Linked DNA regions of Mus musculus: region 2 is linked to region 1. The links are chromatin loops, found by intact Hi-C in ENCODE. Cell type or tissue: heart. All regions are shown on one strand. Links, peaks and the distances in the headings refer to the core of each region. The heading gives the core; the rest is flanking DNA. Region 1 holds the start of Chmp2a (charged multivesicular body protein 2A). Region 2 holds the start of Zfp446 (zinc finger protein 446).

The links. Peaks named below come from ENCODE experiments on the same cell type or tissue, not always from the same donor. Only the 100,000 strongest peaks of a DNase experiment are listed, where the experiment ranks them.
Region 2: a loop joins it to region 1, with 2.5 times the contacts of the local background. A loop is called at or near these places in 10 of 42 quality-filtered maps.

Annotation. Positions count from the first base shown.
Region 1 is chr7:13,026,416-13,041,837 of GRCm38, forward strand. Trim28 (tripartite motif-containing 28) reads left to right here. Exons shown (of 17, transcript NM_011588.3): 4 at 1,202-1,337; 5 at 1,418-1,534; 6 at 1,606-1,720; 7 at 1,993-2,139; 8 at 2,249-2,363; 9 at 2,466-2,572; 10 at 2,673-2,709; 11 at 2,792-2,837; 12 at 2,928-3,180; 13 at 3,261-3,580; 14 at 3,668-3,791; 15 at 3,874-3,960; 16 at 4,040-4,177; 17 at 4,274-4,617. The coding sequence ends at 4,447. It overlaps Chmp2a (charged multivesicular body protein 2A), which reads right to left and starts at 8,362. Exons shown (of 6, transcript NM_026885.3): 1 at 8,220-8,362; 2 at 7,414-7,627; 3 at 6,227-6,406; 4 at 6,020-6,150; 5 at 5,874-5,935; 6 at 5,591-5,787. The coding sequence starts at 7,581. The coding sequence ends at 5,660. It overlaps Ube2m (ubiquitin-conjugating enzyme E2M), which reads right to left and starts at 11,563. Exons shown (of 6, transcript NM_145578.3): 1 at 11,206-11,563; 2 at 10,151-10,245; 3 at 10,019-10,057; 4 at 9,797-9,900; 5 at 9,427-9,490; 6 at 8,705-9,339. The coding sequence starts at 11,314. The coding sequence ends at 9,199. In heart, for the core only: a CTCF peak has its summit at 4,926 (motif pointing left); DNase peaks (open chromatin) are centred at 8,356 and 11,566; H3K4me3 peaks cover 4,450 bases; H3K27ac peaks cover 3,827 bases.
Region 2 is chr7:12,968,921-12,984,342 of GRCm38, forward strand. Zfp324 (zinc finger protein 324) reads left to right here. Exons shown (of 4, transcript NM_178732.4): 2 at 1; 3 at 444-560; 4 at 1,294-4,902. The coding sequence ends at 2,717. It overlaps Zfp446 (zinc finger protein 446), which reads left to right and starts at 8,928. Exons shown (of 6, transcript NM_175558.4): 1 at 8,928-9,192; 2 at 10,078-10,458; 3 at 10,531-10,726; 4 at 10,965-11,059; 5 at 12,926-13,007; 6 at 13,199-15,422. The coding sequence starts at 8,932. The coding sequence ends at 13,755. In heart, for the core only: no CTCF peak of the experiment used is centred there; DNase peaks (open chromatin) are centred at 8,931, 9,251, 10,391 and 10,611; H3K4me3 peaks cover 2,321 bases; H3K27ac peaks cover 2,796 bases.

The DNA.
Region 1 (15,422 bases), core at 3,733-11,732:
CTCTTTTAGTGGTCCATAGTTTGGGCTTGGTTAATACAGCCTTGATTGGATTAGCATTGGGTAGGAAGGGGACTGATTTGTTAGTCTATTACTTTCTATTTTGGTGGCGCTGCTTAGGCTGGCCTTGGACTCTCCCAACCCCTCCAGGGCAACTCTTAGCTGTCCTGGAACTCACTCTGTAGAGCAGGCTGGCCTTTTAACTCAGATTCTGCCTTCCTGTGGCACCTGGCTTTGCCTTGGACTTTATTGCTCCTCCCATAACTCCAAAGTGCTGGGATTTAAATAGGCATTTGGAATGTGCCTGTTCCCTGCTCATTTTGTTTGTTTGTATTTTGCTTTTCAACACTGGGTTTTTTTGTATCAGCCCTGACTGTCTTAGATCTTTGTAGAATTGGCTGGCTTCAACTAACAGATACCTACCTTTGCTATTGAGTGCTGAGTTTATTAAGGCTTGCCATGCTCAGGTTTTTGGTTTTTGTTTGTTTGTTTGTTTGTTTATTTATTTATTGATTGATTGAGGCAAGGTCTGTATATAATCTTGTCCTTTAACTCACTATGTAAACAAGGAACCAGGATGGTCTTCATACAGATTTTACCTACCTCTGCTTCTCAAGTGGTGCTGGGTTTAAAGTTGTGAGAAGTTGTGACCCACCAGACCTTTTTTGTGGAAGTAGATAGCTCAGCATATAGTTACTGCTAGCCCATTTGGCCTGTAACTCACTATACAAATCAGGTTGGTCTCAAACTCCGGTCTGCTTTTGCCTCCCAAGTCCTGTGCCTCAGGGCTTTTGAGGACATCTCACTGTAGAAACAAGTCTGTTTTTGAATTCAGTATATGCAGTTCAGGCTTACCTTGAACTTGAGATCATTCTGTTTCCTAGGTGCTGATAATATGATTAGAATTTTTGACAGTGAGTGCTGGTGTTAACTTCTGTGAGCCATCAGGGCCTTGTTTATTTGGGAATGGTTGTTCATTGGTGAGTGGGAAGATAACCAGGAAATAGTAAGGACTTTCTCTTTACAAGCTTGCCTTTATTCCTTATTAGTTGGTGTAGTCATTTTGTGAGTAAAAAGCTTCCAGACCTAGATCTTTATCAATAAATGGGCCAAGGTTGTGGGACAAACTGGAATGGGGTCAGAAGGGGTTTGTTTTGTTTGCCGCTTGAGTTGAATGGCTGAGGGCATAATTCCTGTTTCCTAGGACCTGCTAAGACTCGAGATGGAGAGCGAACAGTCTACTGTAATGTGCACAAGCATGAGCCCCTCGTGCTGTTCTGTGAGAGCTGTGACACACTCACCTGCCGCGACTGCCAGCTCAACGCTCACAAGGACCATCAGTGAGTCTGAAGGCACACTGGGTAGTTGGAAACCATTATTTCTAAGTTTAGCATGCAGGCTCACTCTTTTGTGGTCTCAGGTACCAGTTTTTGGAAGATGCAGTGAGGAACCAACGTAAACTCTTGGCTTCACTGGTGAAACGTCTTGGGGACAAACATGCCACACTTCAGAAAAACACCAAGGAGGTTCGAAGCTCGTAAGTTCCGCTGCCAGGGGTATTGGGGTACCAGGGCAAGGTTATCCTTGCTTGATTGTCTTGTCCATTAGGATCCGCCAGGTGTCTGATGTGCAGAAGCGAGTGCAGGTTGATGTCAAGATGGCCATTCTGCAGATCATGAAGGAGCTGAATAAGCGGGGTCGAGTTCTGGTCAATGATGCCCAGGTAAAACTTAGGGCTGCAAGGGTATTAACCAACCTCTCCTTTCTTGTTTTTTGGTTTTTTTTTGTTTTTTGTTTTTTTGAGACAGGGTTTCTCTGTGTCGCTCTGGTTATAGACTAGGCTGGCCTCGAACTCAGAAATCCGCCTGCCAAAGGTGTGCGCCACCACGCCAGGCAACCTCCACTTGTGCTGGCAGCTGACATGACACTGCAGGGTGGAGAAGGATCCTAGTGCTCTCTGCTTTCCCTAACGAGACTGTTTTCCTTGAATTGCAGAAGGTGACCGAGGGTCAGCAGGAACGTCTGGAGCGCCAGCACTGGACCATGACCAAAATTCAGAAGCACCAGGAACACATTTTGCGTTTTGCCTCTTGGGCTCTGGAGAGTGATAACAATACAGCTCTCTTGCTCTCTAAGAAGCTGGTGTGTAGTGGTGGGCTTCATTCAGCTAGGTGGCCCCTCAGCACCTTAAGACCTTATAAGTTGCCAAGTATGCTCATATGCCATATTTTTGCACCCTCTCCCCCATTAGATCTATTTCCAGCTGCATCGGGCCCTCAAAATGATTGTGGATCCTGTGGAGCCTCATGGTGAGATGAAGTTTCAGTGGGATCTCAATGCCTGGACCAAGAGTGCTGAAGCCTTTGGTAGGTTGCTTAGCCCTTTTTTTTTGCTTGGACCATGGGAGCATTTGAGGTGAGGCAGTATTTATTATTGTGCCCAATGGGAATTCTCTTATCTTCATTCAGGCAAGATTGTGGCTGAGCGTCCTGGTACGAACTCCACAGGTCCTGGGCCCATGGCTCCTCCAAGAGCCCCAGGCCCTCTAAGCAAGCAAGGTTCTGGCAGTAGCCAGGTGAGCTGGGGAGAGAAACAAAGGAGAGGGAATGAGTGAGAATGAGGGCCATGGGGGCTACTGTACCTTGCTGATGGCACATGTTCTGTTCTGTCTCTAGCCCATGGAAGTACAAGAGGGATATGGCTTTGGGTCAGGTAAGTAGTTGTGCCTTGGAAATTGGGCTGGGTGAGTACCCCGTCTCTGTCTTTTCTGCCAACTCTTTTGTCTTCTGAGCAGATGATCCCTATTCAAGTGCAGAGCCGCATGTATCAGGCATGAAGCGGTAAGTGTGGCAGCCCATTGAAGTAGCAGGTGGGTACAGTATTGGTGTGGTAGGAATATATGTGAGCTCATGACAAGATACACTTAACAGGTCCCGCTCTGGTGAGGGAGAGGTAAGTGGCCTCTTAAGGAAGGTGCCACGTGTGAGCCTTGAACGCCTGGATCTGGACCTCACCTCTGACAGCCAGCCACCAGTCTTCAAGGTCTTTCCTGGAAGCACTACTGAGGACTACAATCTGATTGTTATTGAGCGTGGTGCTGCTGCAGCAGCTGCTGGTCAGGCTGGGACTGTGCCACCAGGAGCCCCTGGTGCCCCACCCCTTCCTGGCATGGCCATTGTCAAGGTAAGATGTACAGGATGGTCCTTAGAGAGTGAAACCTGTCACCCTAAGATTTTGATACTAAGAATCAAACTGTCTTATAGGAAGAAGAGACAGAAGCTGCTATTGGAGCTCCCCCGGCTGCCCCCGAGGGTCCTGAAACCAAGCCTGTGTTGATGCCTCTGACTGAAGGTCCTGGTGCCGAGGGACCTCGTCTAGCTTCACCTAGTGGCAGTACCAGCTCAGGCTTGGAGGTGGTGGCTCCTGAGGTTACCTCAGCCCCAGTAAGTGGGCCAGGTATCCTGGATGACAGTGCCACTATCTGCCGTGTCTGCCAGAAACCAGGTGACCTGGTCATGTGTAACCAGTGCGAATTTTGCTTCCACCTGGATTGCCACCTCCCTGCCCTGCAGGATGTTCCAGGGTATGTGTGAGGCTGGGCAGGATCAGATAGATTGTGGAGAGAGAGCTGGTTGTCATCTTTTACATTTCCTAATCTTCCTCATCCTAGGGAGGAATGGAGTTGCTCACTCTGCCACGTGCTCCCTGACCTAAAGGAGGAAGATGGAAGCCTCAGCCTGGATGGAGCAGATAGCACTGGTGTGGTAGCTAAACTCTCACCAGCCAACCAGCGGGTAAGAGCTGAATGCATGTGTTGTGTGGCCCAGTAGCTGAAGCTTTCCAAGCTACAACTCTGATATCTCTTGTATTGTCTAGAAATGTGAGCGTGTTCTCCTGGCCCTGTTCTGCCATGAACCATGCCGTCCCTTGCATCAGCTGGCTACCGACTCTACATTCTCCATGGTAAGTCCCAGAACAGGAGAGGTTGCAGGTGCCAAGAGGTGGTGACCCCCCTCAATGTCTATGTTGTCTCTCCCTACAGGAGCAGCCTGGTGGTACCCTAGACCTGACCTTGATTCGTGCTCGCCTCCAAGAGAAGCTGTCACCTCCTTATAGCTCCCCCCAGGAGTTTGCTCAAGATGTGGGCCGCATGTTCAAACAGTTCAACAAGCTGACTGAGGTGAGCCTGCAGAATGAAGCCGGGGGTGGGGGAGTATAGCAGGCAGGGGAAAGAAAAGCCAGGACCCACTCACGTGTGTATTCTTAATTGGAACAGGACAAGGCAGATGTTCAGTCCATCATCGGCTTGCAGCGCTTCTTTGAGACACGCATGAATGATGCCTTTGGTGACACCAAGTTTTCTGCTGTGCTGGTAGAACCACCACCATTGAACCTTCCCAGTGCTGGCCTAAGTTCTCAGGAGCTCTCTGGCCCTGGTGATGGCCCCTGAAGCTGGGGCTCTTGTGGTCAGCCCAGTCCAGCTCTGGTCTCTGTATTTTCACCCCATACCCTGTCCTTTGGTGGCCTGACTCCTGTTCTTGCTGGCCCCATCGTCCCCTCAGTCCCTCTTCACAAAATGGTTTTTACTTCTGTGGATTTAATAAAAACTTCACTGAGTCAGTTGCTCATGCCTCAGCTGTCTGGGGACTGTTCCTGAGGTTTTAAGACTCATTCTACAGGTGACCTTACTTCCCTCTTTTTGGCCAGGTGAAACATTTGTACACTGTCCTTGGTAAGACTTGGATGGAGCCCGGCGTGGTGGTGCACGCCTTTAATCCCAGCACTTGGGAGGCAGAGGCAGCCGGATTTCTGAGTTCCAGGCCAGCCTGGTCTACAAAGTGAGTTCCAGGAGCCAGGGCTATACAGAGAAACTCTGAGACAGAGTTTGGATGGAGGCCTCAGGTGTGCAGTGCCTCCCAGTGGCCAGATACAAATTTAGACACGAAGCAACTTAACTGCTTACATTTAATCAACTGCTTACATTTAATCAAAGTGGGTTGTGTGAGATTCTCAAAGGGTTTTTTTGTTTTTTTAAATATTATTTCTTCAGACACTCCAAGAAGAGGGCATCAGATCTCATTACAGATGGTTGTGAGCCACCATGTGGTTGCTGGGATTTGAACTTATGACCTTTGGAAGAGCAGTCAGTGCTTTTAAAGCGCTGAGCCCCCCTCAAAGGGTTGTTTTTACAGACATTGTCTGGCTATCCTGGACATCTGTAAATGAGGCTGGCTTTTAACTCAGATCTACCTCTAGAGTGCCAGGATTAAAGGTGTGCATTAGCACTCAAATTTAGCATAGCATTCCTTTCTATGACCCATAACTGAGTTTCATATCCCAAGTTGGTGGACAGTTACCACTTTAAATCTCATCTGTTGCCATGGATTGTTTGGTTAGTATGTGTTAGGTGGAGAGGTATATATGCATTAACTGGATGCTGCGCCCACTTGGGTCACTGGTTTAACTTGCTAACTGGTGGCCCTAGTGTGGAGCCTGCACCTGAGCGTGCTCAGAGCCTTTTGTATTAAGCACAATCATCTTCACTCGAGCCTGGAATTTGGGTCCCATTGTCACTAGTCATAAGCTCACAGCCTTGGTAAATTAGTGTCCAAATTTCTTTATTACAGGGGGACAGGATGCACTGAGTTGGGGTGGGGTGTTTTCAGTCCCTGCGAAGGTTCTTGAGCCTCTCTTCCAGGTCTGCATCAGCATCAGCCAGGGCTGAGGCTGTGGCCTCTGCTTTCTTCCCACCAGCTGCCACACTGAGTGAGCCTCCAGTGGAGGGAAGGTCTGCAGAGAGAGTTGAGGGTCAAGGGCTGTGCTTTGTGTTGTGGCTGAGCTTTGGGTGGGAAAATAGGTGGATTTGGAACACTCACTTGACAGCTCATCTGTGAGGCTCAGTCCCAGCTCATCCAGGACCTGGGACACAACAGCATCACTAGGAAAGAAAAAGAACTCATCAGGACTACGAATGGGTAAGGGTCCTGGTAAATATCCCTGCCTTCCTGTCAAAGTCTCACACCTCTCCTCTTCATCTTCCTCATCACCCATGGCATCATCAATTGCGTCATTCATCATTTCTTCCTTCATGTCCATGATCTCTGCCTGCCGTTCAAACTCCATCATGATCTTCTGGATCTGGGGTAATTTCAGCTGGAAGAAGGCAGGGAGGGTAAGTGACCTGCTTGAAGGTCAATGGGGATGGGAAAGTGGATTGGGAGGGACAAACCTGTCTGTTCATAGTGCCCATGGCCTTAGTAACACCCTTCATGGCTTGTGCCATTGAGTTGTTGGATTTTAGAGTCTGTATCTTGAGGGACACAGCTTGGATGTTGGCCCGCATCAACACAAACTTGCGTACATATCTCCGGGTACGCACCAGGTCTTTTGCCATGATTCGAACAGCATCCTGCCGAGTGGGCAAGAGAAGGATGACGCTGTGAGGTTATACTTAAGGTCACTTGCCCCTCCAAAATCTCACCCCTCTCTTAGGGATATCACTCCTCAGCCCATATATAGCCCAAAGTAGCCTCCTACTGACAATTCTGCCTCAAACCTCCCTTAATGAGGGGACTATAGGCATTGGCTACTAACCTAAGTATAGGAATGTGTATATAAAAGGCCTAGGCTCAGTACCTATTTCCTTCAATGTACAGAGTCACCTCCAGGATATCCACAACCTTTTTATTCAATTTGCACTCCTAGACTGTATCAAGAATCTGTCTTGGGAGCCGGGCAGTGGTGGCACACGCCTTTAATCCCAGCACTTGGGAGGCAGAGGCAAGTGGATTTCTGAGTTCGAGGCCAACCTGGTCTACAGATGAGTGCCAGGACAGCCAGGGTTACATAGAGAAACCCTGTCTCCCCCCCCCCCCCCAAAAAGAATCTGTCTTTGGCCAGGGATATGACTGAGGTAGGGCCCTGCCCCATATTTACAAAATCCTGGAGTCCCTGGCAGTGAATTAAAAAAAGACGTTCATCCAGGTTGTATCTAGAACCACATACAAATCCATTCAAGGTGCAGCTTCTATTCCCTACCTAAATGTTGCTGGCACAGCCCCAGGAAATAACCACCTCTGAGCAATTGTTCTTGTCCTTACTCCCATCCTTAACTCTTGCCTATTCATCACAGCTCACACTGCAACCTACATTTCTGTGTGTCTGGTCCACCTCTACTCCTTAGCTCTCTTGGTCTCCCAGTTTGCTACTTGACTTGGCAACATTTGGCTGTCGTGATGGCTAGCTTTCTGGAAGCTCACTTGTACTATCTGTGAAGAGGTCCTCCCTGACACCCCAAATTGGGAAATTACTGTTAACCCTTCATGATAGTTTGCTCAAAGCACTGTTTCACTGTTATCCTTAAAACAATGACTGAGACGGCACCTTGCTTCGTGTCCCATATCACTTGACACTTACCATCTGGCCTTGCTTTGCCATCTTTTTGATGTCCGCAATGATTTTCTTTTCCTGGGTTTCTAGTTTCTGTCGTTCCCTGTCCAGTTCTCTCATGGCTCGGTTCAGGGCCCTCTGGTTTTGCCGAAGTAGTTCCTCTGGCGTCTTCCGGCGCCCAAACAACAGGTCCATGGTGGTAAGACTCCACCAGCAGGTCTGGGACAACCGTCAGAACTAGCTGTAGAGTGCAGGGCCCAGGGCAGCAAAAGACAGAAAGGGTCACATAAGTAGATAGGGTGTAGAAACTGGAGGTACGCTTGAGTAGTCAAAAAGGATTAGCCGGTGAGAACTAGTTATACATTTCTGACTCAAGCACACCCACTCTACTCTCTGCTCTGCTTCCACAGACGATGGGGCAAGCCTGTTTCTGACTTAAGGGTGTGGTTCTGAACTGTTCCAGGGACCCAGACCTGAGTAGGCACATCAAGGTGATTGAGTACTGAGGAGGGGGTAGTTGTGAGGCCCCTCGACAAGGGAGGATAGAATGGAGTAGGTTCTGAAATGTGAAGTTGGGCCCTAAGGTGGGGTAATGGGCATGAATGCCAAGGAAACCAGGCTCGCGGGCGTAGGAGTGACGTTCTCAGGCTCAGGACGTGACAGACACTGAACAGGTCTTGGAGATGTTGAGCCTGCGTACCGAGGGCAGGAAGAGGTGAAGACCTCGATGTGGGTAGGGACAGGCGGACCGCGCGGCATCCGATGCCTCGGCCCAAAGCCCCCTCCTACGCTGCCTACCAAACGGGACCTGCGGCTCAGCAGAGACCACTCACCGGAGCCGAGAGAACGATGGGTTTCCGCTTCCGGGTCACGCCTCTACCCCTCCGAAGCCTTGAGACTCCACCAACGACAACCCCTCGGTTCGGTAGCCCCTGCTGCGGCCGCCGTTTCCGGATTAAGCGACCTGACGTCACACGACCCACCCTCTCCGGGAATGCTGGGAAGTGCTAGGACGCACGCGCACAGCCAGCCACAGAAGCGCATGCGCAAAGGGCCACGCACCTCAGCAGAAGGTACAGGTCCCACCCAAGCCAGCCTCACAGGCCCATGGCGGGAGCACAGCTCGACTGGCTATTCATTCTGGAAGGCCCATACTCCACCCACTTTTGGGCAGTTAATAAATGGCATTTTAGCAAGTGCTTGGCTCGAACCAAATTAGGCCCACACATGGCATAAAGGGGCAAGCCTGGAAATGACTTGTAGGCTCCCTTATGTTGGTGTAAGGTCCAGGAGCTGAAATTAGCCGATTCTTCCATTGCTTGCACCTCATCCCAGTGAGTGGTCCCACCCAATCCACGGCCACATTTATCTTCATTATAGACGCTGGTGGACCTCACTTGTACCTCCCACCCCACAGAAGGAAGAGGCAGAGGCCATGCAGTAACATTCCCCTTTAATAGCCTGGTGGGACCTCCAGTGGTGGTGGGGTGGGTTGCTTGGGCCTAGCGACCCAGGCCCATTGCCCACTTACCCCACAGTCAAGAGTGGGGAGTTGGACAGCACCCAGCGGGAGGGGGGGGGCGCTAAACAAGCCAATTCATTTCCCATCGCTGAGCAGGTCGGGGGGGAGGCAGCACCGACCATAATCACGTGGTGGTCAAAAAAAAAATAACTAGGGGCAGGTGACAGGGAAGAGAGGCAAGGCCAAGGCAGGGGCCAAGGCTACCCCACACACCTTACCCGGGCCCCCAATAAATATTTGCAGGGGATGCCTGGGCCGGTAACCCTGGCAGGGATGGGTAATTGCTAACCCTATTTCAGGCAGCGCTCGAAGTAGGTGGACCCGATGTAACCACCTCTCATGGAGCGCTGCACATTTTGTTCAAACAGCCGCCGGTTGTTCTGCAGGACCTCAGCAGCCTCCTTGTTCAGTGGGTCCTCAGGGTTCGGCTCCTGTGGCCGGTACAAGTGGAAGTCAACAGGCAAGAGAGAGGCAGATGGCCAACAAACCCTCAGCTTCAAATGCCTAACCCTACTTACCAAGAAGAGATACTGCAGGCCATAAATTATGGAGTTTATCGTAAGGACTGGCTTCCAGTCCTCTCTGTGGGCAGAGAGCATCAAGGTTATCAGGGGCTGGTGAGTGGGAGGCTGCTACAGGCCCTGCTAATACTGAACAGGTTAGGCCCATAGAAGGCCTTTTAACATTGAAGTGTGAGATCTAAGAGTGAAGATACGGGACAGGGCAGGACACAGAGAAAGCCAAGGTCAGGTCATTAGAAAAACAACTAAGACAGAAACAGATTGACCATAAAGGGGAGGGAAGGACAGAGATAGATGCAGTGTCCACAGAAGGCTGAGGATACCTGGAAGGCAGGTCTTGGGAGGGAAAGGAAGGCAGTGCCCTCACCTGAGGATGTTGAGGCAGACGTTGCCCTCGAGGTCAATGTTGGGATGATAAACCATTGTTTCACACTTCACCTTGGGAGGGTCATGTGGGTAACCCTGTCCCACCTGGCTCCAGAAAAAGAGAAAGGAGATGGGAAGGTGTAAAAAGAGAAAGGAGATGGGAAGGTGTTTTGGTTGTACCCAGTCTTCTCCACAGAGCTACCTTTGTACACTTGAGACTCACCTTAAAGCTGAATACAAACTTGCCACTTTTGTAGAAGCCCTGGAAGAGGAAGGGGGAGAGTGAATGAAGACCCTACTCTTATGGGGCCACCCCTGGTCTGTTCTTGGGAATCCTGCCCTGTTTTACTCTTACTTCATCAGGACAGATCACCAGCTTGAAGTTGAGGAGGTCGTCTGGGTCTGAGAAGCTGATGTCACACGTCTTGGGCAGGTTCAGCTCGTTAATGTCTAGGTTTGGACAGCATGGAAAGGGAGAGAAACAGGTAAAAGAAAGGAGGTCTGGGCATGTGTCAGCAGAACCCATAAGTTCGCTTTCTAGACCTGAAGAGCTTTGTGTGGTGTACTTTAACTCAGTCTGTACTACTCCATATTCTTTCCACTTTCCAGTCTCTACGTGGACTCTTCTGGATACACAGTATCCCATATACAAGCATCTTCAAGTATAACTGCCCATCTCTTGGGAAAACCCTTACCCAGCTAAGTCCTCCACAAGTTCCCACAACATAGTCCCCAAGAACCTCTACTCCCATAACCCTTGCTTCCAAGAACCCTGAGCACCTTAAACCTGAGGTTTTCTATCTCTAGTCATTATCTCCACTCACTACTGTTTATCTGTCCACCGCAATTCAAGGACCATGACACCGGCCCCCCAACACTAAGTCACCCCTTCTCATCAACCACCCACCTCCACTGTCCTTCCTCGTCTCCATCTTATTACAAGCCCAAGATCCCATCTCATCCTTGAGATTTCCTGTATGGTAGCTTAAATTGACCCACACTCACATTTTTTAGTTCCTGTAACCTTCTTTTCTCCCTCCTCTTCACCTCAAACTCAAAATTGCTCTGCCTGACCCTCTGGACCTGAGTCTTGGGCCACGAGTCCCCAGTTTAAAACACTAAACCGTCTCCCACTTATTCCCAATTCGTAACCTTCACAATCTTCACGACACGGCACCCCAGAGCAAAGTTCTCGTCTGACTCTCAAAACTATACCCCTCCCCTAACAGATTCCGCGTCCCTAACACTCCAGGCCCGAGTATCCCAACGCCCCAATCTATGACCCTCCCTAGTGACCGCACCCCCAGTCCCGCATCACAACCCTCGAAACCTGACCACCAATACCAAATATCAGGGGCCGCATTTTCTCGCCACGGTCCCTGACCTCGAACGCAGGGTCCCGACCCCTACCCTTCTGAATCCGGAGCTGCGCCGCCGACGCCTTCTTGCTGCTGCCCTTGGTGCCGCCGGCCGACTCCTCCTCCTTCTTCTGCTGCTTCAGCGAGAACAGCTTGATCATCCTGCCGCCGCCGCCGCAGCCCGCCGCCGCGGGGGCCCGGGACCCCGGCCACCCGGCCCCCCGCCGCCGCCTGCGCCGCTTCCGCTCCTCGGACCCGCTACCGCGGCCTCCTCCGCTGCCGCTCGCCCGGCCTGCCGCGCTGCTCCGCGCCCACCGCACGGCCCGCCTCGGCTCCCGTAGTCCGGCTCTGGCCTGGCTAAGCACCTCGGGTGTGTTCGGAGGTGCTCGGGAGGACTCGGCGATCCTCGGCCCCGCCCCTGCTACGGTCCCCGCGCCCTCCTCCCCCTCTTCCGCTTGGGTCTGGTGAGGCCCCGCTGCGGCTGCGGACGCCGGCCTTTACAGGTCCGCCGCTCTCCCGCCTACTTGCTCCCTCTGCTAGGAGGCTGCGGTGAGGTGGAAGGAGGAGGCGGTAGCCGCGCTTGCGGCGGCAGGGTACCGCAGGGTACCGGTGGAGGCTCAGCTTCCGCGGCAGGCGCGGCTTCGATGCGGAGGTCGGCAACGGCCTCGGGCGCCCCGCCGCTTCGGCACTTTCCGTCGCCTGCCCACTTCGGTTTTTCCTGCCTCAGCTGTGCTCTGCGCCTGCGCAACCCTTGCAGCCCCCTGGTTCCTCCTCATTGTAGTTTGAGGTTCGGTCTTTTTCGGTTAAGCTCGGGTATTTCCGTTTGTGGAGGTGACTATTCGGCGGTCTAGCGGGTACTTCCTGGGACGCGCACCCAGTAGAGTAGGAAGCAGTGCTTGCGACCATTTTTGAGCGAGGCGGGTAGTGAGTGGCCGTTTGGCTCTCGGTGGTTCCATTCAATCTTACACTTACGCGGAGCGCAGCGGAACCGGGCTAGACTGGATCTTTGCTCTCTGAGGATTCAGCAAACGCAGGGCCTGGACGTTTTAAGGGACGTTGTCGAAGGGTGCAGAAGCAGGCTCCCCTAATCCCACCGCAATCCCAGATTCGGATTGATGTAAACTAGTTTAAATTTCGAATTGCTCTGGAGGCTTGAGGCATCAAGTTGGCTTGAGCCCAGGCGCTCAGGGATACCCTAGGCAACACATCGAGACTCTTGTTCCTTAAAATAGATTTCTATTGTGCAACAGGCTGTGAGCAACTGTGTAGTTCTAGGGTCCAAGGTGGACGTGGGTATAGGACTCATAACTGCGGCTTAGAGAACAGCAGAAGTGGCATTGGCTCTCTCGAGTGGCATTGTGCCTCTCGATTGGCTTATGTTGAGTGAGCTTAGGGTGCTTGGGAGGCAGAAGGAAATAGCTCAGGATGGGTCAGTGACTTCAGGCTGTCATCTAGGAATCCAGCCGAAGCCAGAGTCTAAATGCTTCTTGTTGCTTGTCTGGTCACAGCTTGAAAAACATGGCCAGAACAGGTTCGGACTCTGTTCTGCTCTTTGCCATCTGACAGCATTTGTGCCACCCAGCATGACCCGCGGTTCTACATTCCAGACTTAGCCAGCAGCACCCTCCTCCTCCTGACTTTTTAAGGCTAGCTCATTCTGAGACTCAGACAAATCACTCTAGAACTGTTCATTACTGTCTTGTCAGTTACCATTTTTGTCAGTTACTATCTATGCTGACTATTTTTGTGCAGCTGTTGTTTTTCTGGCTTGCTTTCTTCCAGATAGGATCCATCTCTGTAGTCCAAACTCAGCACGTAGTCCAGGCTGATCTTGAACTAACATTATTCCTGTTGTCTCTGTTTCCTGAGTGCTGTGGTTACAGATACATCCCTCCTTTTTCTGACCCTTCTAAAGTCCTATGGCTGTGGCTACATGGGGCTCTGGCTAATCTTTCTGGTCCTACAGTTCTACTGACTGGGGTAGCACTTGCCTGCCTGTGTTCATTCACTACCCCTCAGATTGGATTCTAAATTATGCTTAGCTTAACTCAGGATCTTTGGTAGCCTGTGAGACAGGAGAGATCAACACTGAAAATTATGGGGACTTAAGAAAGGAATAGAGTGGCTGGAGAGATGGCTCAGTGGTTAAGTGCATTGACCGTACTTACAGAGGTCCTGAGTTCCCAGCAACCACATGGTGGCTCACAAGCATCTGTAATGGGATCTGACACCCTCTTCAGGTGTGTCTGAAGACAGCTACAGTGTACTCACATACATGAAATTAAAAAAAAAAAAAAAGTGGTGGTGGAGGAATAGAGCCTCTGACTCTGTAGCCTGGTTGAACCTGATTTTTCCCTTGGAGAAGTAGGAATGCCAGTACAATGAACAGCTGCTTCAAGGCATTTCTTCCCTCTCAGCTGTAGACCTACAATTTTCTAGGAATCTCACCAGAAGCTCCATTATAGGAAAAAGGTGTGTCCTAGACATGTAGTAGCTTCTGGTCTTACCTTCTCTGATTATCCCATCCCAGGCATCTCTGCAGCCACCCTCTAGCCTTTTCAAAAGAGGAAGGAAACAAGTTTCTTAGCAACCGTTTGGAATGTGACTTGAGAGCCATGAAAAAGGTATTATAGCTAATGCTAATACAATTGAGGCTATCCCTTGAGGGTCCTATATATACCACCTTCCCCCATTCTCCCTCTGCAAACATGTAACTACACTTGATTATATGTTATGTTGTCTATTTCTGAGCACTTCTCTCATGCTTAGAGCTTATATTAAAATATCCATACTTTGCTTTTTACTTGCTATAGCTGAAATTCTTTTCTGCACTAGAGCCATGAATCTAAGTTTGTCCTGAGTCCAGATCTCTGTATGATTAGGGTATTTCACAGGCAGCTAGAGGTTGCCACATGGATCTGTGTCTTTGTCCCCTCACAACTGACAGTTGGAGGGAATAAGAGTGTCATAGGGACTGGGGACCCCCTTGTTCTGCACAGGATCAACCTCTCTGTGATGTGGTTTGGCTTGCCTACTTAACCTTGAAGCTATGTCCATGTTTGGAGTATCCAGATGAAGGGGTAAGAATAAGTAAAACTATCCACACAGAAGTAGCTTGGACACACTGCCCTTAAGATGGTTTTCCTGGAGATGCTAAGGCCAGAGCCAATCTGACACAGCTACCCAGAGAAAGGCCTTAACTGGGGCTTAAAGCCTGAGCTGAGTCATGTTACATGGGGCTCCTTTGACTACTTGCACCCCAGTGCCCCTTGGGAACTGTGCCAAAGTCATAGACAGTGAGGTGGAAGGGAAGATGGCTATTGCAAAGGCAGCAGATATCATGGTGCCCCAGGCCTGAAGTGTCTAGGATCATGTAAACTGTTGTCAACTGTATTTCCTATGACTTCCTGCTAAATATACTCCTCCTGAAGACTTCCCAGGATGAAGGAGACCCTAGTAGAGCTATGAACAAGAGTCATGGCAGAAGGAGCCTGTGGCTGGAATGAGGGGAACTAATTCCACAGGATAGAGCAACTGAGCCTGGGCCTGCAGCCTGGGCTCTCTAATTTGGGAGTCCTTTCTTAGTACCTGTTGGCTACAAACCCATAGGTATGGGAAAAGCTTGACATGTCTGAATTTCCATTCTGTATCATGGCCACGTCCCATGTCCAGTCCTCAGTGCTGCTCCCACTGGCATGAGGAAAGCTTTGCCTGCTTATGACAGATTGAGTGAGGGCTTGGGGGCAGGGTGCTGTTAGGATGAAAGTGATTGGACAGTGGATTTGGGCACAGGGAAACAATGTCATGGGAACTGACTCAGAACAAGATGGAGAATTTGAGAGGTAGGCAATCCATTTGGAAGCCCATGCCCTCCCAAGGCTCTGGAATGTGGTGGGAGTGTCAGGGAAGACACCATGACATCCTGTCTCATGACAAGAGCTGAGATACCACATAAATTCCTGCCTCTGGGCTCTAGACTTGTCTGTCTCGGCTCTACTGTAGGGCAGAGACTCCACAGAGGCCTTCAAACCTGCAGTTCTAAGAAGGTGCCAAGGGGTTTAGGAAGGGTGACATTCTGCCAGGCCACACCGATGTCTTCACCTGGCAGCTAAGGCCTTTCTAACAGAATTCTACACCACCCTGAGCCAGGCCTTGGAGCTCCCTGGACAGAAAGTCCTGAAGGTTCTTCCTCAGGACTCTCACTTCGGGTCAGGATGCTCAATGATCAAAGCTCCCACATGGCTCCTCCCAAGTTCCACCTCCTTCACA
Region 2 (15,422 bases), core at 4,339-12,338, 57 kb before region 1:
GGTAAAGGCCTGAGTTGAGTCCTTCATTGGAAGCAAAGCTGGGACCAGGTATGGCAGGCAGCTAAGCACACCAGGTTCAGGAGCTATTACAAGTGTCCACTCTCTCCCTAACTGTTTATGAGTATGACCCTCTATCTATAGGGATGTGAGAGGAAGGGCGGTGCCCTGGACACATATAGTCTGATAAACATAACCATTTCCTGTATCCCTGGGGTGCTGGCTGTCTACATTCTTCTGTGCCTGAGTTCTAGCACCTTCCTTTGGAGTGGCTGATCTAGTAGTTCCTTATGGGAACCCTTGAGCCGGGCCTGCAGTCCTCCTGTATCCTGTGGGGTTTTGGGTGCAATTGCATGGTTGACATCCATATCCCACACCCTGCTCTCTATTGGGGCTGGACTGTCTTGAGCTGGGGCTGGCCTCACATGCTCCTTATTCCTTCCTAGGACCTTCTGTCTCCCGGCCTCGTGTGATCATCCAACTCCAGCGTGGTGAGGAACCCTGGGTTCCCAACAGGACAAATAGAGGCCCAGGCAGGGGTGCCCACAGGAGATCCAGCCTTGGTGAGTTGGGCTTCACCTAGGGTGTATTCAGGGGCAAGGGCTACTACATTCTCTACTTCTTGGTATTACAGACACCCTCTTTTCCTGTCTAGAGATAGCTCCCTTCCCTTTTTGAATCTTTTTCCTCATCTTGTGACCTTTCCTGCCCCTGAAGGGCCCAGATGCTGTGTCCATGCAGGAAATTACTCCCTTTGAGCCACACATACATACATACCCATCGGCTGTGCTGTGTGGCTTCACTTTCCCCATTGAACTGTCACATTTGTAGGGTCATTCTTTCTCCCCAACTGTTGTTTGAACACTTCTCCTGGCCGGGCTCTTTCTGGCACTGTGCATAGCATTGGCCAGGACACTGCTGAGTGTTGTAGAGAGAATGCCCAGGAAAAGCAGTCTGCAACAGGATTGATAGTGCATAGACTCAAGGAATGAACACAAAGAGAAAGCAGGCTAGGGAGCGAGGCTTGAGAGAAAGGTCCCAGGTCAGCCAGTGCACAGTTGTGACCATAGAGGTCACAGTTGTTAGGACAGACTCTTCTCTGCCAACTTCTCCCAGGGCCAACCTACACTTCTGGTTTTCTGGTTTTGGGGTTTTGTTTTGGTTTGGTTTGGTTTGGTTTTTTCTAGTCAGTGTTTCTCTGTGTAGCACTAGCACTGCTCAGCTTCTTCAATAAGTTTGTTTTTTTTTTTTTTTCAGACAGGGTCCTAGCAGTAACTATCTTTTCTCTGCCTTCAGGATCCAATTATAGTACAAGAGAAAGACATGTGTCTAGAACACCTCCAGGGGCCACCTGTGACAGGCCTGATAGGATACCTACTAGTATCCTTCCTCCTGCTGGTGCCTACCCTGATGCAAAAATTCTGGAGGGACACCAAAGTGCCTGCCCATCTCTACAGAAAAAACCCACAGGGGTATCAGTGATTTACTGGGAGCAACTCCTGCTAGGTTCCAGCAGCAGTGAAGCAACTGTCAGCTTGCGATTGACTTCTCCAGTAGGGGTTCCTGAAAATGGTTCATCTAGAGGGAAGGCCTTCTCTGACTTTCTGGCCCCAGGGAAGCAGCCACGGGTAGCAGAGCAGCGAAAGCCAGAGATGCAGCTAACCCCTGGGAGAACTTTCCAAAGCATTCCAGATCTCCATGGGGCAGAGGAGGGACGTGGGATGAGTGAGGCTTGGCATGAGTCTCAGGGAGACCCCAATGTTACAGAGGCCCGGATATGGGATGAGCTGGGAGAGGCCCTCCAGGCCGGCCCAGGTCTTCTCTCTGGGGACAAACCTTTCGAATGTAGGGCGTGCAACAAAGTGTTCGTGAAGAGCTCAGACCTCCTCAAGCATCTGCGTACTCATACCGGGGAGCGGCCTTATGAGTGCGCCCAGTGCGGCAAGGCCTTCAGTCAGACATCTCACCTGACTCAGCACCAGCGCATCCATAGCGGTGAGACGCCTTATGTGTGCATGGTGTGCAGCAAGGCCTTCCGACACAGCTCCTCACTGGTGCGCCATCAGCGCATCCACACAGTCGAGAAGTCATTCCACTGCAACGAGTGTGGTAAGGCCTTCAGCCACGGCTCCAACCTCAGTCAGCACCTAAAGATACACGCAGGAGGGCGGCCCTATGCCTGCGCACAGTGCGGCCGCCGCTTCTGCCGCAACTCACATCTTATTCAGCACGAACGCACGCACACCGGCGAGAAGCCCTATGCCTGCTCCCTCTGTGGCGCAGCCTTTAGTCAAGGCTCCTCGCTCTTCAAGCACCAGCGTGTGCACACCGGAGAGAAGCCTTTCTCTTGTCCACACTGTGGCCGTGCCTTCAGCCACAGCTCCAACCTCACACAGCATCAGCTGCTGCACACGGGCGAACGACCCTTCCGCTGCGGCGACTGTGGCAAGGCCTTTGCCAAGGGCGCAGTGTTGCTCAGCCACAGGCGTATCCACACGGGTGAGAAGCCCTTCGTGTGCACGCAGTGTGGCCGCGCTTTCCGTGAGCGCCCAGCCCTCTTCCATCACCAAAGGATCCACACAGGAGAGAAGGCCCTGAGGAGGCCCAGGGGCAGTACGCACCCCCAGGCCAGGTCTCTTGGGGTATCCTTAGATGGCGCACCTCCAAAGGCCAGTTCTACCACAGCCCCACCAGCAGTCCCAAAGATAGCTGAGGCCTAAGGTCACAGCTGTGCCCTTCTCTGAAATCCCTTTCACTCACTGTGGAAGAGCCTGTGTTCTCAGCAAATCCACTGTGGTGTGAGGCAGGTACAAGGAAGACTTGCCAGTCAGTTCCATTTACAGCTATATCCTAAAAGAAGCTGTCCTGGAGAGGAATCCATAGACTGCATGAACCCCCCTGGGACTGGTGGAGTAGGCAGGGACTGACCCCGGAACTAATGTGTGACTCTCAGACTTTGATCTTCATGGTAATGCCACTTCAGTATTTCCTGACTGTGGCTATACAAACAGGAAAAGAGCCCGCAATAGGCAGGAGCTCTCAAATTAGCAGCTGGAGATACAACCCCAGTGCATTCCATTTCTTTGGTGCAAGCTTCAGGCAAACAAATGGTTTGTTTCTGTGCCTCAGCCTTCTCCTCTGGGAAATGAAGAGGGAAGGAGATTTGGACCAGTAGAGGATGATGCTATAAAATATTCTAGCAGCCGGATATCGTGACACATGACTTTAAACCCGGGTCTTGGGAGGCAGAGGCAGGCATGTCTCTTCTGAGTTGAAGGTCAGCCTGGTCTACATAGTGAGTTCCAGGTCTCAATCAGAGTTACACAGTGAAACCCTGTCTAAACAAGGAGTAAATGTTCTTATAGGATCCAGATAAAGTCCAAGTAGACTCACAGCCAGCCATGTGCTAGGTGCTGCCCAGTGAGCAGCTTGTGGGTCTTGTATTGATTTCTCTGCTTCAAACAAGAAAGCTCAGGTGGCACAGAAGAGTTAGTGTGGCCTAGAGCACAAGGCAGAACCAGGGTTGAACTCAGGTGGACTTCTCCAGTCTCCATCCAGGCTCGAAGGGCTGGCATAACCCACCAATAGGAAATTGAAGCCTGGAGGGAAGATGTCCCCCTCAGCTCTGAAAGACAGGTCAGGAATTCTGGTTCCTCGGCATCCCCATCCTCATGCGGGCCTGTCATCAGCCACTACCAAAGCCATGCTATATGAGCCCGAACATCTGAAGTGGTGCTACTGACTTGAGAGGAAATGAGACAGGGCTGCTTATTTTTGCTGGGCTTAACCATCATGCACCCACCTGTCCCATCCCATCCCATCCCATCTGAGCCCAAGGTAAAGAACTGAGCAGGGAAGACTTGGTGTTTCCTGTGACTTCTGAGACCCCCGACGCCCAGTGATAATGACCCTAAATGGTGAGGGAGGGCAGATGGGTGCTTGGGATTCAGTTTGCTTGTTGCGGCCTTTAGCAGACCAGGTCCCATGTAGACCTGAGGTCACAGCAACAGGGAAATGAATGCCAGTATTGAAAAGTTAAAACAGATATATACTATAATTTCTTACCTAGATATGAAAGTCCACACCTCTTGACTCCAGGACATGTCTCCTGGTTTTTATTGCTGTTGTTTATAGTTCATATTTATATGTGTGGATACATGTATGTAAGGGCATGCATACATGCATGCGGAAGTCAAAGGACAATTTTCAGGAATCAGTTTTCTCCTTCCACCACATGGGTGCTGGGGATGAAACTCGAGTTGTAATGCTTCATGGTACAAGCTTCTAACCACTGAGCCATCTTGTTGGCCCTGATGTTGTTTTGTGACAGGGTCTCATGTAACCCAGGCTAGCCTTGAACTATCTCTGTAGCCAAGGCTGGCCGGAACTTCTGATCTCCTGCCTTTGCCTCCTGAGTGCTGAGGCTATAGGCAAACAGCTGCATGCCAAGTTTATTCAATGCTGGAGATTAAACCTTGTGCCTGTTTAGCAAGCACTCCACCAACTGAACTATGTCCTTCTACCTCAGCTTTGGGTTTTAATTAGTTCAAAGAACTAGGCTTGGTGTGGCATGCCTGAAATCCCCACGATCAGGAGTTCGAGGGGGCAATTCAAGGATAGTTTGAGGCCTTGTGTTTTGTCTCAAGTCAGGGTTTCTCTGTGTAGCCCTGATCATCTTGGAACAGGATGCAGCTCTGTAGACCAGGCTGGCCTTGAATTCAGAGAAATCCACCTGCTTCTGCCTCCCAACACTGGGATGAAAGGCCTACGCCATCACAGCCCAGCACTGAAACCCCTATCTTAAAAAAAGAAAAAGCTGAGTTGAGATACACCTGTATGAACAATAATATTGTTTTTTACCTTAAAACAAAGCAGATGATATTAAATGGATGTGCAGAGACATGCCACTGGAGTCAGCACAGACACTTTGGCTTCAATCTGGGTTCCCAGAGGCCATAGGGTAGAGGTACAGCTTACCTGCAGCCTAGTGTAGGATACAGGCGGCCACAGGTAGGTGGGGGAAGCCAGGAGATCTGGGGAAAGTGAGCTGCCCCAGAGCAGCGGTTCTGTTGGTAGATGAGCCCTTGCGGACCGGGCTATGGGAGGGAGGAGGGTGGGAAGAACGAGCCAGTGCTGTGACTGTGTCTGCTGATGAGGATGAGCGCATGGGCAAAGTTGAGTCCTGCCCTTTGGGAACTCCGGTCCCGTCACCTGGAGGTATGGTGGTGCAGACCTGTAACCCTAGCACTTTGCGAGGCTGAGACAGGAGGATATGAAGTTAATCTTCCAGACCAGAGTGGGGCTACTGAGACAGTTTGGAGAAAAAAAATTAAAAAGATCAGATGCCTTGATGGGTACCTTTAATCCCAGAACCCAAGAGACAGAGACACAAGCAGGTCTATATAGCAGTTGGGGGCCCATAGTGAGACCTTGTCTCAAAAAAGCAACAAAACCATCTTGCAGCTACCCTCTATACATGAGACATAACTGTCCCACCACCTGCCGGTGGAGTCAGACACATCTGTCCACTAAACCTCATTAAGTTATGCAAAGAGGGATGCTGTATAGGATCCAGCTGCCTATGACTGTTTGGGAAAATTCTCTGAGCTAGGCCTCCTGATACCCGATAGGCCCACTGTCGTTTCCTCCTGGATGGAGCTATGTAATGCCAGGAAGGCTCAGGACCAAAGGTACATTGGGCAAATGAGGTCCCTAACAGGTTTCCCTAAGGAAACTGAAGCAAATGTCCTAAACTTTCCTGGGCCCACAGGCTGGAATCAAGGCCATCTTCTCTTCCTCACCAGCCTCTTCTGCTTGTGAGCCAATTGCTTTTTACCTTCATCCTCCTAGAATCTACCTCTTCCAATACCCAGAACTGGCCTGCGCTCCCCTATGCATGGTCTTCCCCAGGAACTATGGTTATATTGGGCTGGCTCCTCTTAACAGGCTGTGCCTGTAAAAATGTCCTTGGGCTTTCTAAGTCAAATGTTAAACCAGCTAAGCTTGGTAGCATCTGCCTATATTATCAAAACTGGGAAAACTGAAGCTGGAGGATATAGAAATCCTGTCTTAAAACAACAAAACAACCCCCACCCCTCCAAACCCAAAGCCAAACAAACATGCATCAAACTCAACACTTAGCTCTACAGGTGAACATGATGCAGCAAACTCAACACTTAGCTCTACAGGTGAGCATGACACAGCAAACTCAACACTTAGCTCTACAGGTGAACATGATGCAGCAAACTCAACACTTCAGTAATGTAAGTCTACAGGTGAAGATGGGGAGGGAGGGTAACATAAATGACAATGACACTTGGAAACCAGGAGATGAGTCAATCTGCATTTAAGGGAAATCAAATACTGAGCTGACACTGGGATCTCTGTCTCATGATTTTCCTAAGCAGCCATAAACCTACATTCCAAATGGAGAGAAAGAAAACACCAGAGAAAGACTCCTAAGTCCTGCTTGGTAAATGAGTTTGTTGGGGTTACAAGCGTCAACCCTTTGAGGAGTGAGAGTGGTCAAGCTCTGCCCACACAACACTCAGATGGCCCTAATGGCTGGATCCGCCCCTCCAGCTACATTGGGGCCAAGCTCCTCCCTACAGAGTAAAAAGCCCAAGCTCAGGCTGGAGAGTTGGCTCAGCTGTTAAGAGCACTGGCTGCTCTTTCAGAGGTCCTGAGTTCAATTCCCAGCAACCACATGGTGGCTCACAATCACCTGTAATAGGATCCAATGCCCTTTTCTGGTGTGGCTGAAGACAGCTACAGTGAACACATATACATAAAATAAATGAGAAATATATATATATATATATATATATATATATATATATATATTCTGTTTTCTGCTCAGTTCTCTGCTGCTTCTCACCTGAAATACAACCACCTTCTGAGTTTTTCCCTCCCAATAAATCTCTTGTCTGAGGTTTGTTGTATATTGTGACTTTGTGGTATTTCCTGGCTCCCAACTTCCAGGATACCTTTCCTTTCAGAGCTGTAACACTGCCACTGGGGAAGGCTTCTCCCCTTCCTCCCCAGAGCTGGAACATTTACAAGAAGATGGGTGACTGAAGAATCTCAAACCTAATTAACTTTTTTTTGTTTGTTTTGTTTTGTTTTTCGAGACAGGGTTTCTCTGTGTAGCCCTGGCTGTCCTGGAACTCACTCTGTAGACCAGGCTAGCCTCAAACTCAGAAATCTGCCTGCCTCTGCCTCCTGAGTGCCCTAATCAACTTTTTACCTTAAAATTTATCATTTCTAAGATCACACATGGGCTGGAGAGATGGCTCAGTGGTTAAGAACACTGACTGCTCTTCCAAAGGTCCTGAGTTCAAATCCCAGCAACCACATGGTGGCTAACAACCATCTGAAATGAAATCTGATGCCCTCTTCTGGAGTGTCTGAAGACAGTAACAGTATAGTTACATATAATAAATAAATATTTAAAAAAAAAAAAAAGATCACACACAGTTAGGCAAGAACGACTGGTGACCAAAATGTCTCCCCAATCCAAGAGGAAACTTGAACACCCCAGTACCATAGACCTAGCTATCTGTTATAAATTTTATTTTGTTACCCTAAGAGCTAGGTCAGTAGGTCACCACAGGCCCTCTACTTTAAGACAGCTGAGAGGCTAACCTGGGGGAACTTAGATCCTGCCTCAAAAGATAAAATGTTTCATGGTTACATTGGCCAACCTAATATAACCATTATAATTAAGGACTGAGTTGGGGCTAGCTCAATGATAGTTTACCTATTAAATATGTGGTCTTAGATTTAATGGCCTGAACAAGGGAGAAATAAAGATGGTAATGGTCATGTCAAGCCCAGGGGTAAGATGTATACCATCACAAGACTCAACCAGGTCTATCCTGTGGCACATAGAAGGCTTAGAAACCAGCCTAGCAGGGAGGTGAGCACTAGAACAAAGGTGTTTCCAAGAGAGCTTTCTGGGAACCCCCTTAGGCCCCCTTAGCGCTTCTCCTCAATAGGTAGGTGGTGAGAGTTGTGTCCAGAGAATCTGTAAAAGACAAATTCTACCGACAGAACTGCTCAGGAGTTTTGGATGTAGAGAACCGCTGCTCTCTACAGTAGCTGCCAAGGAGAAGGTTCCTGGGTAGCAGAAGAAACCCAAGTAGGCAGATCGAGTTCAGGATTGAATGGTTTATATCACAGTCCAGCCACTTGATATGTGGAAATAAAACTAAGCCCATCTGCAATTAAGCTAAAAAGCCTCTAACTGTCGGATATGGGGGCCCATGCCTTTAATCTCAGCGAATGGGAGAAAGACTGGCAGAACTATTGAGTGAGCTCCAGGCTAGCTAGTAGGGTCTACAGAGTGAGTTCCAGGACAGCCAAGGACTTTTATTCTTTAAAGGCCCCATTCCCCCACAAACAAACAAAATGCCATCAACTGCCCATTGGGAGAAAAAAAATAAATATAAGTCATCTTGTCTAACTACATCCTCCTAAGTAAGGGTTGAGTATACCTCGTAATTTTAATCAGAAACCTCCGTCCTTATTTTCAGTAATGTTATCTGAAGACTATTAGTGAGGGTTGGTAATTACATGGTTACCTCCTCTGAGCACTTGTTCACCTGTAGGCCTACTGTCTCCACAATATCCAGGGAGCTTAACGGAGATCCGATGGAGGCCATACTGAGTTTTTCTCGCCCACCACCGCCTTTCACCTGGATTCCCAACGGGATTGTCTAGAACAGTCTGGACTCAAGAGGCCAAGGAGCCTCCACCTAGGCCTTCTCCGAGGCAGGGGGACCCTTACAGCTTAACTCAGAGAACAGCAAGAGGCCCTAAGTTGTGCGCTAGCTGTTACCTAGGAGACACAAGGAGCGAGAGTCCTTCCGGGAGCGCTAGCTCTGATTGGTCAGGATGCCTCTCTGGCCAATAGAAACCAGGTCCGTTGCGCACATGCGTAAGGAGGCTAACCCACAGTCGGCTCCGTCCTACGTGAGTCCTACGGCTGCGGTTGCAAGAGAAGAACGGCTGCCAAGTCAGGAGTGGGAACCCCCCCCGGAACTCTGCAGCAACGCGACCCCAAGGAGAGGAGCGAAGAGTCTCGCGCGTGAGAGGCCTTGGAAGCGTGCTGTCGTTCTTGCTGAGGCTCACGGGAGACGTAGTCCGAGCGAAGGGGGCCGATCCGGCGGAGCAGATGCAGGATTGGCCGGGCTGGTAGGGCAACGCGCGAGGCGGGGCGTTCTCTGAGTGGCAGTGGGACGTGCTCGGTGTCACTTCCTGGAAGTGCCCCAACCTCCTGGGGCTCTCCCACGCGTCAGAGGTGAGCTCACTCCTAGCTGGGCGGGCGCAGCTTCATAATCCGGCTCCTCGGATCACCGAGAGCACCTCCCAGCCGTCGGACCCACCCCTTTCCTGTGTCAGAGCCTGACACCCCAACTCTTGAGTTTCTCCAGAGCAGGACGGATGTCCCAAGAGAGCCGATTTAAAACCAGAATCTTAAGAGCTGGGACACAGGTTCCAGTTTACAACTCCACACAAAACGGGGCTGTTTGATTTTGGCTTTTGTTTCAGGGTTTCACATGCGTAGTAAGCTGAGGCAGTATGAGGCATCCACAATTCAGCTGCGATCAGCGAGCTGTGCCTCCCAACCCATAATAAGCTCCTGAGAATGCACCCAGGCTTTCAGCTCTGCCCCAGGTCTTGTACCTGTGTCTCAGAGCCAACTCTTCAGCTAGCACAGTGGTCTGCCTCCTGTCTGAAGCCTCAGGGCTCCAGGTCACCCAGGATGATGGTCCCACCCCCCTTCCCTCCGTGTCCTGCTTGACCCTTTGTCTACTGGATGAGCCACTTTCATCTCCCAGGAGCCCTGTGTTGTACCCAAATGTTTGAGCCCGTCATTTGCAGTTTTCTAGAAGGTCCCTGGACATTCCACCCAGTCATTTATCTTCAAAACAAAATACAGCTGCTCAACTGCTGTGGGGCTGCACCTCCCATGACCTTCTTTGAAGTTCTCCTGGCCTCAGGGTTCTCTTTTCCGGCTTCTAGGAGGGGTCTGGTGTGTGTCTTCTGACCTTAGATGACATTCTTCCTTTTCTGTAGGTCCCTCTGTCACCTCCAAAAAGACCCTTCAAAACAAGAATGCCATCTCCTCGGGGTACCCCACACCTATCCCTCAGAGACTCCAGGACCACCCTTGAGGAGCCTGAGGCTGCACGACTCCGTTTCCGGGGTTTCTGCTATGAGGAGGTTGAGGGACCCCGAGAGGCACTGGCCCAGCTTCGAGAGTTGTGTCACCAGTGGCTACAGCCTGAGTCATCCTCCAAAGAACACATAATAGAGTTGCTGATTTTGGAACAGTTCCTGGGTGTGTTGCCCCCTGAGATCCAGGCCTGGGTTCGAGGGCAGCGACCAGGAAGCCCCGAGGAGGCCGCAGTTCTTGTTGAGGGGCTGCAGCATGATCCTGGGCAGCTGCTGGGCTGGGTGAGTGAAATGACATTAGCTTCTTAGAAGGACAGATCGAAGGGAGAGCCCCTGTGACATGATTCTCTTCAGATCACAGCCCACATCCTGAAGCCAAAGATGCTTCCTCTAGTCCAGAAGGAGTCCTCAGGGAGTCACCACATCTCAGCAGCAACGGAGTCCTCCAAGGCAGGCCTTGCGGAGGCACCGCTGAAGGCCGGGATAGATCGATCTACCCAGATCAGTTGCAGTGTGAAGGAGGAAGTCAGTGCTGATGGGCAGGAGATGGGTGAGGGAATGCAACATGTGAACTTCAAATCCCTGGGGTGGGGATGGGGGTAGGGGTGAGGTCAGAGCACGGTGTCAGGGCTGCAGCTCCTAAACTGAGTCTGACAATCCCAGCTGAGATAGGGACTCTGGAGAGACCATAAAGCTGGATCCCTGAGAAGAATGGGGTCACTTCCCCCATGTCACATGGCAGAGGCAGGCCAAAGGTCAATGCAGTGACAACTGCCTCTCTTCCTCAGTATCTCCAAGTGCCCTCCTTTCAACCCAGGATTCCGAGGGACATCTTGAACATCAGGAAACGGTCTCCATATCCTTCCAAACAGGAAGGATCCAGGTAAACAGCCTCTCGCAGGAACTGCAGGCCATGTGTGGGGGAGGGGATTACCCCTGGTGGCTGTGTTCTGCCCTGTAGTTTTGTAGGATCCCCTGCCAGTGACTCATGCGCTTTTTACTGCTTCTGAGTAGTAAATACCTTCCCTCCCACCAAGTCCTAAGAGCTGAAGAATAGACCGGTAGAATCGAACTAGAAAGGATTTAGGCCCCAGGTCCAGGGTGTCTAGAACTGGCGGGCATGGCTTCCTCACTTCCAGAGAAGTCAGTTACTGGAAAGGTTTGTGGTATGAGCCAGCTGTTATGTGTACGGTTGGAGAGGTGTCCTGCAGTCCTGAGGTCAGATCAAGATACTCTTCCCGAACATTCCTCGAATCCCTTCTACTGCTCTTCTCAGTGTACAGTGGCATGGAACCTGAGCTTACCCCACTACCCGAGTGTATATAGTTAACGTGGAGGGGGTAGGGATCTGTGCTCTCCAGGTTCCTTCTGCTTCCGAGCCCCTCCCTTCCCCAGTAGGATGCCTAGTTAGGGTGTGCTTCAAGGTTAAGAATCCCTTCTCTGACCCCTCTCTGGTGTCTTCCTCCATTCCAGACAGTAGTACCAACTCTCGATGTAACTATGGCTGCCACCTCCCTTTCTCCAGATTTGCTTTGGCTTGTCCTTCGAGGTTTTTTTCTCAACCTATCAAAGACCTATATGGCAGATTTCAGGGCAAGGAATTTTTTTCCTTGGTAAGGCCACCATAGGACCCTGTCTTGCCACCAAACTACCTCTCTTCAGACCTTTCCAGCTGGTACCAAGCACCTAAGCTTTTTTTCTCCATCACTTTTGCGTACTCACCTCGTCACAGTCCTAAAATTCCTCCTCCTCTTCCTCCTCCTTTTTTCTTTTTTCTTTTTCTTTTTTGGTGTGTGTATGGGAGGGCAGTTCAAGACAAGGTTTCTTTGAATAACAAGCCCCAGCTGTCCCGGACTGGCTTTGTAGACCAAGGAACTCCTGAGTGCTGGGATTAAAGGTATGTTCTACCATGCCCAGCTTCATTATTCTTTTTTCATCTTAGTCTTCCAACCCACCGCACCTTGTTTTTGTTTTTGTTTTTGTTTTGTTTTATCTCTCTACTCAGCCCCAAATGTCCTGGATCCCAGTATGTAGACCAGGCTGGCCTCTGCCTCTGAGTACTGGGATCAAAGTGTGCACCTACCATACCTGGCTCCTTAGTCCTCTTTCTAAAAAAATAAAATAAAATGAAATAAATAAAGGTTTTGCAAATGTAGCTCATTTGGTAGAGTGCCTGCCTAGCATGCATTAGGCCCTAGGTTCTATCTCCAGCACTGCATAAACCGGTAATCCCAAAACTCAGGAGGCAGAGACTGGAAAATCAGAACTTTCAAGTTATCCTCAGCTACGTAGTGCATTTGAGGCCAACCTGGGCTACATAGACCTACTCTTTCTCACAGGCACCCCAATAAAGGCCAAAAAAAAAAATCTCTCACCCCAAGGAAGAATTTTCAGTTTTGTTAATCAGTCTTGACAGAAGGTAGCTGAAGCTCAGGTAGTCTCCAGACCTCTTGTTGACTTTCCATCACATCCTGTTCATAGTGTAGTGACTAGAAGGATAGACAGCCACTGTGGCTTTCTCCAAAACCTACCCACAAGTTCAGTCCTCTGGCCATCAGTGAGATAGACCACTGAGAAGACAGGGATGGTAGGTTGGACAGATGAAAGCTGACCCAGAACTCACAAATGCCAATACTGGCTTGGTCCTTAGCCTGCTACAGATGGAGATCCAGTAACCTGCCAGCCACGGGGTGGTGGGTAGGGGTATGAGGCTGCCTGGGAGAGGCAGTGACTGCTTGCATCCTTGCAGGAGTGGGGCCTGTTGGACTCATCACAAAAAGAGCTGTGCTGGGGTGTGATGCCGGAGAAGTACGACACAGTGGTGTCCCAGGGTGAGGATCAATGGCCTTCCCTGTCCCATCCTCCACACACCTCCCACGTGTACTAGGCCCTCACTGGGGCTCCCAGTGCAGTGGCCCAGCATCCGGCTGCATCTCTCTTCTACCAAAAGGTTCCCATCCCCATACTTTTGTGTAAGCCCCCATGTGTCCAAGCCCCCAAATGAACGTTCTTTCCACCCTAGCAAGCCTGCCGCTGCTACAGCCAGAGACACATGTTGACTCTGAGCTGAGACCAAAACAGGAGATGCCACACGAAGGACCAGAATCCCTCCGGAGCCATCCCCCAGAAGTGGGAGCCATTGCAGATCCAAGGCTAGTTCAAGCCACTCCAAGTGAAAGGCAGAGCCCTTGCAAGGACCCTTCAGTCTTGTCTCCCACACCACTGCTTGAAGCCCCAGCGAGGCCCACACCTCGGAAGCTGTACGTTTGTGAGCAGTGTGGCCTCAGCTTTGACTGGAAGTCCGTTTTCATCATCCACCTCCGCACACACACGAGAGGGCCAGGCCTGGAGAGACCATCACAGGTGGCCCGGGAGCCGGCCATGAAGCGCTCCCCTGGCCTTCGGGGATACACATGCGTGGAGTGTGGGCGCAGCTTCAGCTGGAAGTCACAGCTGGTCATCCACCGCAAGAGCCATGCAGGCCAGCGGCGCCACTTCTGCCGCGACTGTGGCTGTAGCTTTGACTGGAAGTTTCAGCTGGTCATTCACAGGAAGATCCACCAGCCAGAGGGTCCATGAGTAGCTGGAGAGGCATGTCTCACCTTGGATTCCTCCATCCCCTAATGCACCACTTTAGCATCCTCTCTAGCCAAGAGGAGGTTCTAAGGTACCCCAAATAGGTCAGGGATTGCAAGAAGATTGCCCTGTCCAACACCAGACTATCCAGTGTAAGGAGAAGAGGCTAGTCCCTTCCTTTGGCCCCTGCTTTGTGGAGCCAGGCCTGGGTTCGATGACTAACCTATCCAGCTTGTGCAAAAGGTGGACACTCCCTACTTCAGGATGCTCAGAAATTGCCTCAGGTCCCTCCTTGCAGTGGCTGGGCAAGAAGTCTCTGTGGAAGGTACTGGAAACCACAGTTGCCTTTCTCCCCTGCTGCATGTGACCCTTAGACAAACATGCTAGATTTGTTTGTTTTGTTTTGTTTTTTGAGACAGGGTTTTTTCTGTGTAACCCTGGCTATCCTGGAACTTACTCTGAAGACCAGGCTGGCCTTGAACTCAGAAATTCACCTGCCTCTGCCTCCCAAGTGCTGGAATTAAAGGCATGTGCCACCACTGCCTGGCTAACATGGTAGATTTTTAATGTAAGTTATACGTCTATAACAATTTCTAAGTAAAACTCCTGACTTCTAGCTTCCATTGACCAAAAGAGCAGCCGTGTGTGCTGGCTAGCAGACTACAGGAACCACAGGGCAGCTGAGCCCTAAAAGGCCTAATTAGTTACTTCTCTCCTCCAGCCTACCTAGTTTCCTGACTACACACATTGCTCCCCACCCGCCCTGGCCTTTGAACTCCTGAACTTGAACTTGGATGAACAACTGACTCTCCTTTGGGTGCATGAGAGCACATGAGTGGATTCTGAGAAGTTAGATAACCCATGGGTACCTCAGGCCATGCATGCTTCTGGGTGAAGGCTACACCGCACAATGGCCAGTTAAACTGGAAGACAAAGGGTCATTCCTTGATGCCCAGGGAACTGTGACCCTCTTAACAATCACTCAGAATTTTTCAGTGCATGGTGGCCTACTAACTCTGCCTGTAAACTAGGTAGAGCAAAACAGATTTACTTACTAATTGTTCCAGTGTCAAAGCACTGAAGCATGTCTCATTAGATCAAAGACAGACTTACCCTGGGAGCTACCCGAGACCCTTGGCTTAGGACCTCTTTTTCCATCTGCTTAAAGAGCCTTTGAATGGCATGGGTCCCCTTAGATATTCCAGGGTGATCACCTGAAGCTCAGGTGATGAGATGGGAGCTTTTCTTTTGTTTGAGACAGGGTCTCCTAATGCAGCAGCTGCTGCCTCTAACTGGTGATCCTCCTGTCTCAGCTTCCTATGTGTTGGAACTATAGGCTTGTACCACCAAGCCCAGGTTGGTATTTTAAACTCTCTGTATATATGTTTAAGACAGTCTCACTTTAATGCCCTCAAACTATCTGTAGTCCTTCAACCTCAGCCCCTGAGTGTTGGAATTAAAGTTGTGTGTCACTGCGCCAGACTAAGACTTTAAATACTTTTGATTTTAAAATTTCGAACTATGGAGCAGGATTCAGTGCTGTAGGCAGATCTCTGTTAGTTTGAGGTCAGATTGCTTTGCATAGTGTGTTCCAGGACAGCCAGGGGCTATTGTGAGACCCTGTCTTAAAAATAAGTAAAGAGAAAAAAAATAAGTAAAGAAATAAGCAA